Regions from separate parts of the Homo sapiens genome. Here region 1 is linked to region 2. A link is an interaction called in ENCODE POLR2A ChIA-PET data of the cell type or tissue named here. Cell type or tissue: OCI-LY7. All regions are shown on one strand. Each heading gives the region's core, and the rest is flanking DNA. Links, peaks and the distances in the headings are about the cores only.

What was found. Peaks named below come from ENCODE experiments on the same cell type or tissue, not always from the same donor. Only the 100,000 strongest peaks of a DNase experiment are listed, where the experiment ranks them.
Region 1: POLR2A ChIA-PET joins it to region 2 with 5 read pairs; 2 of 35 experiments call an interaction of 5 or more read pairs at or near these places.

The regions. Positions count from the first base shown.
Region 1 is chr3:18,068,064-18,073,452 of GRCh38, reverse strand. The region is part of intron 4 of BALR6 (B-cell acute lymphoblastic leukemia associated long RNA 6); the gene reads right to left. Among named protein-coding and RNA genes, the nearest start is that of BALR6, 110 kb to the right of the region's middle. In OCI-LY7, for the core only: no CTCF peak of the experiment used is centred there; no DNase peak of the experiment used is centred there.
Region 2 is chr3:17,908,385-17,913,773 of GRCh38, reverse strand. No RefSeq gene overlaps it. Among named protein-coding and RNA genes, the nearest start is that of BALR6, 51 kb to the left of the region's middle. In OCI-LY7, for the core only: no CTCF peak of the experiment used is centred there; a DNase peak (open chromatin) is centred at 2,643; H3K4me3 peaks cover 560 bases.

The DNA of each region.
Region 1 (5,389 bases), core at 65-5,064, 160 kb before region 2:
CTAGTCACTGTTGCCTGGAGAATGGGATTTGCCACTTGACTTAAGTCAATCAGGGAACAACCTGGAGATGAGGATGAGATCTATTTCCCTCAAAGCACAGCGAATATCCAGGGGGTAGAAATGAAAATCTGGGTGCACTTATTAACAGAAAGGGAGAGAGAATCTGGGTGGCCTAAAACAGTGAATACACACTACCCTTCTACATAAGGATTTGTAAAGATTACATAAAGTAATCTGTATAAAACATTAATGGCTGGCACACACTCAATAAAAGTTTACTATTGTTATTACTACCCTACCCTCAGCATCCATTAATGGACTCAATGTCTGGTAATGTTATTAAGGCCTGAATATTACCCAGAATCTATGGGCATCTACTTCTTATCTGTGGAAATGAAGGAAGGGATGTCATGCTTAAATTCCATTGAAGCATGCTTTTCTTAAACACATACGGTTAACAGTAAATTGTTCAGAATGACAAGGTATGAAAATTCCAGGAAAAACCTATTGCTTGGCCTTACCTTCTCATAAAGCCACCTCTCACCACCAGAAAGGACGCTTTTATACTACCTCTAGACATACAATTATAGAGTTCCATCTGTCAAGATTGCATTCTGCAGCTACCATGAAAATGAGACCTGCATAATACTTATGTTGACTTTAACATCCTGTTCTTATAGACAAAGAAGGTGAAGAACTGATCCAATGTAGTCAAAATCCTAACTTCTGAAGTGCACTGTCGGCTGGTTGTGGTGGCTTATGCCTGTAATCCCAGCACTTTGGGAGGCCAAGGCAGGTGAGGCAGATTGCTTGAGCTCAGGAATTCAAGACCAGCCTGGGCAACAGGACAAAACCCTGTCTCTACAAAAAATACAAAAATTAGCCAAGTGTGGTGTTGTGCACCTATAGTCCCCACTACTTGGGTGGCTGAGGTGGGAGGATGGCTTGAGCCTAGGAGGCAGAGGTTGCAGTGAATGCAGTGAGCTGAGACTGTGGCACTGCACTCCAGCCTGACCCTGTCGAGAAAAAAAGAGAATGTCTTTGTTATCCATTCCTTTTCATTGTGTTTTTACACCATAATGAAGAGGATGGAGTATGAGTTGATGAAGGCAGGAAATGAGGGGGAAATTTAGACAAGTCATGACTACTGATGACCAAATATTCTGCTTAGCTGGCCCATTGAAACCCAAACAAATCTAAAACTACACTGAATTAGAAAAAAACAGAAATTCCTACCTGGATCCTCAGGGTATCTCTATGCACATTCTCTGCTCCAGCCAATTTGGACCTATTTTTTCTAGAAGAGAATTAAGTGGGTGGCAAGGTGTGAATTATATTCTTCTGCAATTAAGTTAACCACAACAAGGGCCCTAGCCTACATACACCTTGGTCATTTATTCTGGTTGAAAAGAGAGTGACTAAAAAGAAACAATTCTTGTGTCTGTTGCTGGCACCCCCAAGGGCTTGCTGTGTGGTTTTCACAAAAATTCTTTCATCTCTGTTTGCCTTTGTCCTGTCAGCCACAAAATGAGACAGCCTTCTCACACAAGAAATTATTTCCAAACAGAACATTCTAAATCAGTACTTCTCAACTGGTTGTACAATAGGAAAATCCAAGAGGGCTTTTAAAATTTTAGAGGCTGGGGCCTCATCCCAGAACTACTAAATCAACATATCTAAGGGAGAAACACACACACACATACATATAGAATATTTTCACCTCTAAGTCCATTTCAGATAAACATATTCATGGTTATAAATCACTATAAATATAATATAAAGGGCCCATGTGTTATAAAAATGTACATTCCATAAAAGAGAAATTCTATACATTTCTTATTTAACTCCTCTTAAAAATGAGCTAATCTGCTTTTAAATTCTTTTACTTTACTGCCTTCCTAAAATGGCTAAAAACACATTGAGAGCACAAATGGAGAATTCTAGAATTAAATTCATGTAAAAAGTTAAAAGCAATCACAGGAAGGATGTACCTTATTTACATGTTGCCAATAAGGTTATATACCTATCATAGAGGTGATATCACTTTACAAATGAAGACAAAGAAAACAGTAAGTAGGCTGTGTTTTCTCTTATTGGACTATATAAAATTCAGAAGAGCAGGCTTTTTTAGGAAAATCATATTCTTTTCATCAGAAAGAGAAAGCTGCTAAGACCAAAGAAAGAAAAAGAAAAGCAAGGGCATTAATTCTGACCTCCTAATTTAATCCAGATCTATAGTCATCTGGAGGGCAAAATATTTTTTAAATTAGTTACAAGGTGTGAAATGAGATAATTTCATTTCACAAAGCTTTACCTAGAACACAGTGAAAGGGGAACCCCAAAACGGGGGGAGGTGGAAATCTTTACCAACATTACTTAATGATGTGCTATACTTTAGAGACAGAAAAGGCATAAATAAGTAAATGATTGTTTCTTGAATCAATGTACTAGTTATTGTGTACATGAAAATTCTATCTTTTGGCCTGGTCTAAATTATCCACCCAGGTTTTTGCAAGCAAATTAGAAACAGATAAGCCATAAAAAATCAAATGACTATAGGCAAATATATTTTGATATGTACTCTTACAATGAAAAATTAGAACACTTTCCCAAAAGATTTCTTTATATTTAAGACCCCAGTTAGCCTCTCATATTCCAATCAGAAGAAAAGTCCTAGAGAAGAATAGTGACAACGTTATCTTCACCCGTTTACTTTATCAGTTTAAAGAAAAGCAGCAAAGGTGTATTCAACATATTGCAAATATTTATCACCATGCACTGGTGTGACTATTCATTCTTCTCCTTGGTCAACTAATCACTGTCTTTTATCATCCAGCCTGTGACTTAAATCTATCCAGCAGGAATTAAGCAAAGGTGGAGGAGCAGGCACAAAATAGAAAAGACAACTGAGGAAGAGTATATAAAATGTGACATTCCTGGAATAAAGAAGAGGATGGTCATAGAGCATCGTCTAGGTCATGTAAAACACTAGGTCAGCATTTCCCTAAATATGTTTCCTAGAATACTTGTCCCATGAGAGGTTCCACTAATAATAGGCTCTGTAGCCAAATGAGTTTGAGAAATATTGCATACTGTATCTCCCTGACCTCTCTTGCAGGTTTGCAATACACATTAGCACAAAAAGACTCGGGGAAGTCCTTCAGAAGACTGATTTACTTAGATTAAACCAAGTTACTCACAAATTTATTAAACTGTGGAACATTTTATGTGTATCCTGGCACCTATAAATAGTTCATGGAGTTGATATTCTGTAGAACACCTAGAAACTGCTTGAGGCAGCAACATAAGACTAGTGGTTGAAGGTAACCCAGAAAAAAATTAATGCTTCAGAGATTAGCCAAGAGGAGGGATTCTCATTGTTTTTCATTTCTGTGACAGACTAGGACATGTACATGGAAGGAAAGGGGCAATGCCATGTTCTCAAATGAGACTCCATGCATGAGATGAGTGCACCATTGAAAATTCAGCAATTCTCAAAATGAATTAAACTATAAGAAGAAGACAGCGATGATAAGGACACCACACTATCAACTACTTTAATAGACAAAATAGTCTTTCTGGTAGACAACCATGTCTAACAGAAATGTTAGAGTACTAATGTATGTTTGCATCTGGGATGTACCAGGCTTTGGGTGGTTCACTCTACATAGCTAATCTTAATCTCTGATTCATCATGACAATTCTAGTGAGTAAACATTATTATTCATATTCAAACATGGGGAAACAAAGCTTCAAACAGAGTAAGTGAACTTTCACTACCTTTTGATGTATTTGGGGAAGATGGAAGAATGTGGATAGGAAGAGATAGTAAGAATACTAGAAGAAAAGGAAGGAAAGGCCCCACCTTTGTGTAAGGAGGGATGAAAACAGTCATCATCTACTTAGGAAGGGAGCAAGGCTACAGAGGTTGTGGAGAAGTCATCCTGAGGCCCACCTCCGTGAGGGCTTTTGTAATGCACTAGTATAGCATCACTGGGTCTAAGTAATCCACACACAGAAGATGCTTATGCTACATGATGAGTTAATCTCAAATGTTTTCCTGCAGGGTCACTCTCAAATCTTCTGTTTTATTAGTGAGTCAAAAGAATAGTAAACAAAAAAAAATTCAAGACTTCCCAAAATTCACAACAAATCAAGAACAAACCCAGGATTCAATGGCTGATGAGATACTGGGCATGAAATCAGTTGGATTAGGTGGTGAGTCTCAGATTTGAGGAGTAAAGAACACACCTATGACAGACAAAGTAATCAAGAGAGTAAGTAGAGGGAGAGAAAAGCAATAAAAGAAAAGATGGCACAAGTAAGCAAGATGATATTTGTCTATACTCAATCTCCTTGAAATAGTATGCCTAAGGACAGTCATTATTGAATGAACCCTGTCTCCATTTATTCTTAGTAAGGAACATATCTTATGCTACCTCTCTTACTCGTATTATCAATAGATTTTGGTGTTTTAGCAAGTTACAGTTTCAGCTGTTGGAAAATTCAGAGATCTTTTGGTTACATAGGAGAGAAAATCCTGCTAAAAATGGCACAAGCTAACAAAATAAAATGTAATTACTTCACTGAAAAGTTCAAGAAAGAATGGCGGTTGGCCTAGTTAACCCCAGGAGCTCATGGCTCAAATTATATTGTCAGCTTTCTCTCTCTCTCTTTCTACTTGTGTTTCTTCCTCTCTCGGTCTTTCTTCTGTGTTGGCGTCATTCTCAAGCAAGACTTCTGACAGGAGGCCTCAGAAAGCCCCAGCTCCCATTACTCCTACAGCTATGAAATGAAGTGAAAAAAAAAAAAAAAAAGAAGGTTCTCTCTCTTAAAAATGCTAACCAAATTCCTGGCATGGAGTCCCATTACACCAGCTTGAGGAACCTGCTCATCCCTGCACCAAGCACAATGTCCAGGGAATGGGATATGCTGATTGGTCACGTGCTCCCCTGGAGCTGAGACGTTGGTCAGCACTTCCCAGAGCCATAGACTAAAGGTAGAGGACAGATTTTCTCCAAAGAAAAGGAGGGGAATGGGTGCCAAGGGCACAAAAATAACAGATGTCCATTACAGAAGACCAATGTAGTCATTTTTACATTTCATAAGGCTCAAATTTAAGCCACTTGGGCCTCAGTATCAGTTATCTAAATATATATATGTAAACACTGTGGAAACATAAAGAATGAAGCAATTTGTTATCCTTGGGAGGGGGGCAAAAGAAGCTGTGCCAGTCTTCACAGAGGACGTGCTCTTTGATCTGGGGCTTGAAGGAGGAGTAGGATTATGGCAGAGGTTATTTGTGCTCACAAAATATGCATGTGCTCCCCAACAGTTCTCAGCCTCCTTTGCATTTAGGTTGGAACCACATAACTAGTTCTGGCCATGT
Region 2 (5,389 bases), core at 77-5,076:
TGTCAATTCAGATTCACAATTTACAGGGACTTTGATCAGGGAAGAAGCCATTTCCATTGTGCTCATGACAACAGAAACACAAGGAATGGAAATGGTTTGTCTTTGTAAAATTAAGAGATTTAGATTCCTTTTTAATGTGATACACCATGTAACTCCCTCTTCTGGGTCCTCAAGAGACACTCGCTAAACCTCAGGATTACTTTTTAAGGTTCTTTGAAGTCTGGTTTGTTTCTCATTCATGCATCTCAGCACTGAGACAGGCCTTAAGGGAGGAGCAAAGGGGCCCAGATTCTTATAATACATCTGAATATGTTCTCATAATAAATATAGAATTGACATGTGCACCTTATTCAAGATTTAACCCACAAAGAGGCCTGTTCCACCTCTGTCATGTTTCATCACGCATTTGCCTCCTAGCTGGATATTTTGCAGTCTTTGCAGAAAGTTTAACTGTTTAAACCTTCTTCCCGAGCTGAGGCAGCTCCCTGGCATACTATCACATTTGTTTACTTGAAATGGAAAGTTGGGATTTGCAAGCCTATTTTGATTTGATTTTTTATAAGTAAAAAATTAAACTTAGATGAACATAACCCAGTATATTTTATTCTTTCCTGCTCCTCACATCCAACCTGTGGTCCCGTTTCTCCAAGGAAAGATTCTTTTATTGTCCCCATTGTCCCACCCATACTACTCCCTTCTTCACTGTTTATAAAAACACTGCTGGGAAATTAAAACAAGAAATGCTTTTTTCCTAAAAAACTAAAGTATATCTGAGCTTAGGCAAACGATGCTGTTTTAAATGATATTGGAAACTCAGAACCTAGTAGAATGTTTTGCAGGCACTGTGTGAATGGTTAATTATGATGATGGAAAAGACAGAGAAACCCACCTACTCATCAGAAAAAAAAGCAAAGAAGGAAAGCCTTCTGTTTACAGACTGCAGACACAGCTCAGGGACTAATGCTCGCTCTGAATATGGATTTCAGGAAACTTCAAATCACCCTTCATCTGCAGGATTTAAGCCCCCAAGTCCAGGACATCTATTTTTCACATTTGATTTGGGTTGGGACCTGGGGCTGAAATCAGATATCATTACCCCTTCTCCCCACTACACTCCCCTGCGCCTCTGTAACTCTGTTATTTCTCCTATTAATATCTCATCAACATCGGGCAGGTGCTTCCTGTAGGGAGGTTCTTCATTAACAAGTTGTCAGTGGGACAAAGAGTCAGATTCCCACTGCTGAAAGAAATTGGCATGAGACCCGGCAGGAGGAGGCAGAAGAGCAGACTGCGAAATGATTACACTTTCTGTCGGGTCTGTCTTCCTATCAGACTTTAATTTGGACTCACCTATCTGACTTCCGAAAACTTTCCTGTAACTTCCTCCTTAAGCAAACATTTGCTCTCAAATTAAATCTATTTTTATGCTCAATGTAATATCTGAATCAGCAGTTTTTAAATACTCAATATATCTTTAAATGCCAACAGACAACAAGTATAGCAGGTGTTTAATTGTGGTTTAAAGATCCACATTGTTCACATTTTACAATCACAATTAAAATTAAGCAATAACACCAAAGGAGTTCCGGTATACAGCAATAATACTTACCCGTATAGTGAAATTGATAAGGATCCAGATATAATGATGCCCATTGTAGTAACCCTGTGGTGACTGATTGCTATTCTGCTGTTAGCAAACAACCAAGAAATACTTTATTTTTTCAGAATTATCAATTTGTTTCTAGGGTATGTGAACAATGGAAACCTTAAGGGAGAATGCAATAGTTAGTGAGGTATTAAAACAGTTATATAACTAATAAAAACACTAAATCAACTTAGATATGCAGCAGTGTGTCATTTCCATTTTAATAAAAAAGTACATTATTCTCTTCCCGAAATTACAAAATTTTATATTTTTTAACTCCGTGCCAACATATTTGGAAAGTAAAAAAGTCATAAATCTATGGTTTCTGGAATTGTCATTTATGTGATTCTCTAGTCCTTAAAAAAGATACAATAAAAACAGGCATTTTCATAAAACAATCGATTTGAAAAATTATTTGCATTCGTTGCTTGCCATTTTTTTCTTTGGGAGGGTGGAAGAGGGAGCACAGGGACTTATAACTAAAACAATTTGATTTTCATAGCATCCCTGTATGCTGAGCATTAAGATCGCTAGATGTGCCTGCTCAGAAACGAGGTGAGCTGGGACACTTTATTGACACATCCTTTGCTTGCAGGCTGCATAGTAACAAAAGCTCAGGCAGAGGGTCAGACTCCTGTTCAGTAAAATCCAGGCTTGAGCTAGATGGAAGACAGTCGGGAAACCAAGCCAGGGCTACAGCAGGCTCTCTTATTTGTAGGCCTGAGCTGCCTTAGAACTTGTGGTTCCAAATCTGAGCAGAGCTGGCTATATCTATCTTAAATCAAGAAATTTAGGTACACACATTTTTCTTGTCTGAAAACATAGAGACAGGCTTATCAACAGGGGCCACAGGATGGTTTCCAAGCACCCTTGACAATTCTCATGAGTTTATCACCTGGGTTGCTAGTGAACATCTTCCCACAGGCAAGAGCTAAAAGTAACTCTTGAAAGAGCTAGATGTAGGACTTTAGAATTACCAGATCATTTGAGAAGACCTGAAGAAAGAGGAAGAAGCAAGAGGAAGAAGGCCAGAACTAGAAAGAACTTGTGAATTCATCCATGGCACCGAGTCTCATTTTTCCACCAAAGTACCCCTGGAACAGTGGTTTCTGCCCTGCCTACATGTTAGTATCCCAAGGGGAGCTTTTAAAAAGATGACTGATGATAGATAGATAGATAGATAGATAGATAGATAGATAGATAGATAGATAGATAGATAGGAGATGGTCCAGTCAAAGCCAGTTGAAAACAAAGCTCTGGAGACAGGGTCAGGTCCCTTGTGGGTGATTCTGACACATGAATGCTTAGCACCAAGGAACTTGGAGATGGGATCTTATTATCTAAAAATGTGTGCACATTTTGTAATTTGATTCAATAAAGCATTTAGTTTTGTTAATGATATGGGTTTCCTTTTCTTCTAAGTATTCAAGTCAAATCAATGAACCAGGAAGATGTGCCATAATCATCCTGTGATTGATTCTACTCCTGAGAGTGTTATGAATGCCAGAGAAGCAAGGCTCTAACTCAGCATAAATGAAGAAACTGAGGCTCAGAGAGGTAAAGTCCCTTGGGACTTCTGAGTATTCTGTACCATCTGCTCCTTTGTAGCATACATAAAGGGCAACTTAGTGATGAAAGACTCTGGATTCCTTTCAAGAGAACATAAGGAAATATGAAATGGCTGGAAAGTCTGATAAGAGAACACCATAACAATGGCAGTTACAATTTACTAAGCCCCTGCTAAATATCAGAAATTTGCATATTCATGCATTCATTCTGCAAATTTTATTTGCTATTAGTACAGGAAAGGCACTGATCTAGCCACCTGGGATGCAACAGATATCAACGTGAGACATGATTCCTGATTTCTTGGAACTTCAGGCAACAGGGGGAAAATGGCATTAATCAAAAATCATAGTAAGAGGGAAATAATCAGGCCCTGTGGTAAATGCTCTGAAGAGAATATGATTCCACAAAAGCAACAAAGAAAGCTGATCGATACAGTAGACTCAGGAAAGGAAGGGACACGTGAGCTGAGAGCACGAAGAATGAATAGGAGTTCACCAAGTTGTGGAGATGACAGAGTGAAGAAAGAGCATCCCTCACAGAGAGAACAGTATGTGCCACTGCTCATAAATGCTCAGCGTGGACAAAAAAAAAAGAAAAAAAAAAAGCATTAGAAGTTGTCTAGTTGCACCTCCATGTGGATCACATGTCCCTCTGCCTCACACCAACAGGCATCATGCTCAGGGGCTTGGACTGCAGAGTCTACCAGTGCTGAATGGAGGAGGCCAAGGGAAGCTTATTCAGACAACAATTAATCTGGGCTCTGAGTGACCAAATGTAAAGGAGCAGCAAAACAGGGAGGAAGAGACAAACTATAGAACAAATAAAGCAGCCAGTGCAACCCTAGAATCTACATAGAATTTTCCGTTTCTTTTAAACAACTTTTTATTATATCATGAGGTTTTTAGCTGCACCTAACAGAAAACTCAACTTAAAATGCTTTAAGCAATGAGGATATTGTATTATTTCACACAGCACAAGTTCCAAGGAAGAATGGTTCCTAAGGTGTTTCATTCAGAGGTTCAAAGAAACCATAAGAACATTTTTTTTCCTCTCTGCTATTCTTAACTTGTTAGCTTTGTCCTCAATGAGTTTCCACCATGGTCACAAGGCAGTAGCCACAATTAAGGGTTCTACCTGCAGACAAAATAACAACCAGCCAGAAGAGAAGGGGTTATTTCTTGCTTGTGTCTCTTTTTCTCAGAGAGGAAGTATTTTCCCAAATGCCTCTGCACCAGCAGACTTCTCCTCAGATCCCAGTAGCCAGAACTGGGTCACATGCCCACCCAACCATAATAACAGTCTAGGGCAATGAGAAGACCTCACATGGCTTAGACTATACAGGATTCACTCACAAGCTTCGGATAGGGTCACCTGAAAGGCAATTATCTGAACAAAATTGAAATTCTGTCAGCAAGAAGGTAGGGAGATGTTATTTGAGTAACCAGTAGTGTTGCTTCTCTCCTGCTTTACTTGCTCAGAAAAGGCCCCGCCTTCTGGGCAGCAGGAATTGAGTGGCATCAGGCTCATCAATGGTGTTCCTGATTAGTTCTGTGTAGTGTAAATAAAGCAATAAACAATGGGTAGGAAGAGGACAGTTTGACTTTGCATACCGAATCTCTTCATGCTGGGAGGAAGAGAGCAGATTCAAATCCTAGGCAGGCCTCAGAGGCAACTGTGAAGAAATTATCAGACTTTCAGTTGCATCCCTTGCACTCCAGTGCCTCGGTTAACCTGCCCACACATGAGGGTCAGCAACAGCCTTAAACCCAAGGACAGACTTTAGATTATTCTAAAGTCCATTATCAATCAGTGGGATGAGAATTATCATGCAACCATTTGGCACATCTTTTCCTCTGTTGCCATCTCAAGGGACCAGGGTGAGCTATAAACATTAATTAGGAAAAACCCATGACACTCTTGAGACGATAGCAGGGTTGGAATCACATCCGCCCATCTCAATTAGCTCAGAGGACAAACAGGCCACCTAGCATCTTTCCTGGGGCTTGGTAACAAATGACATTGAGGCTCAACACCTAATGGATGATTCACAAACCACTTTCCAACATAAAAATGCAGCTGAGTTGCCAACAAGACCACCAGCAAACCAGTGGTCAGAGTGTTTTGATAATGTTGTATCCCCTGTTTCTGCAGACATCTTCCTGCTCAAACTCCCTT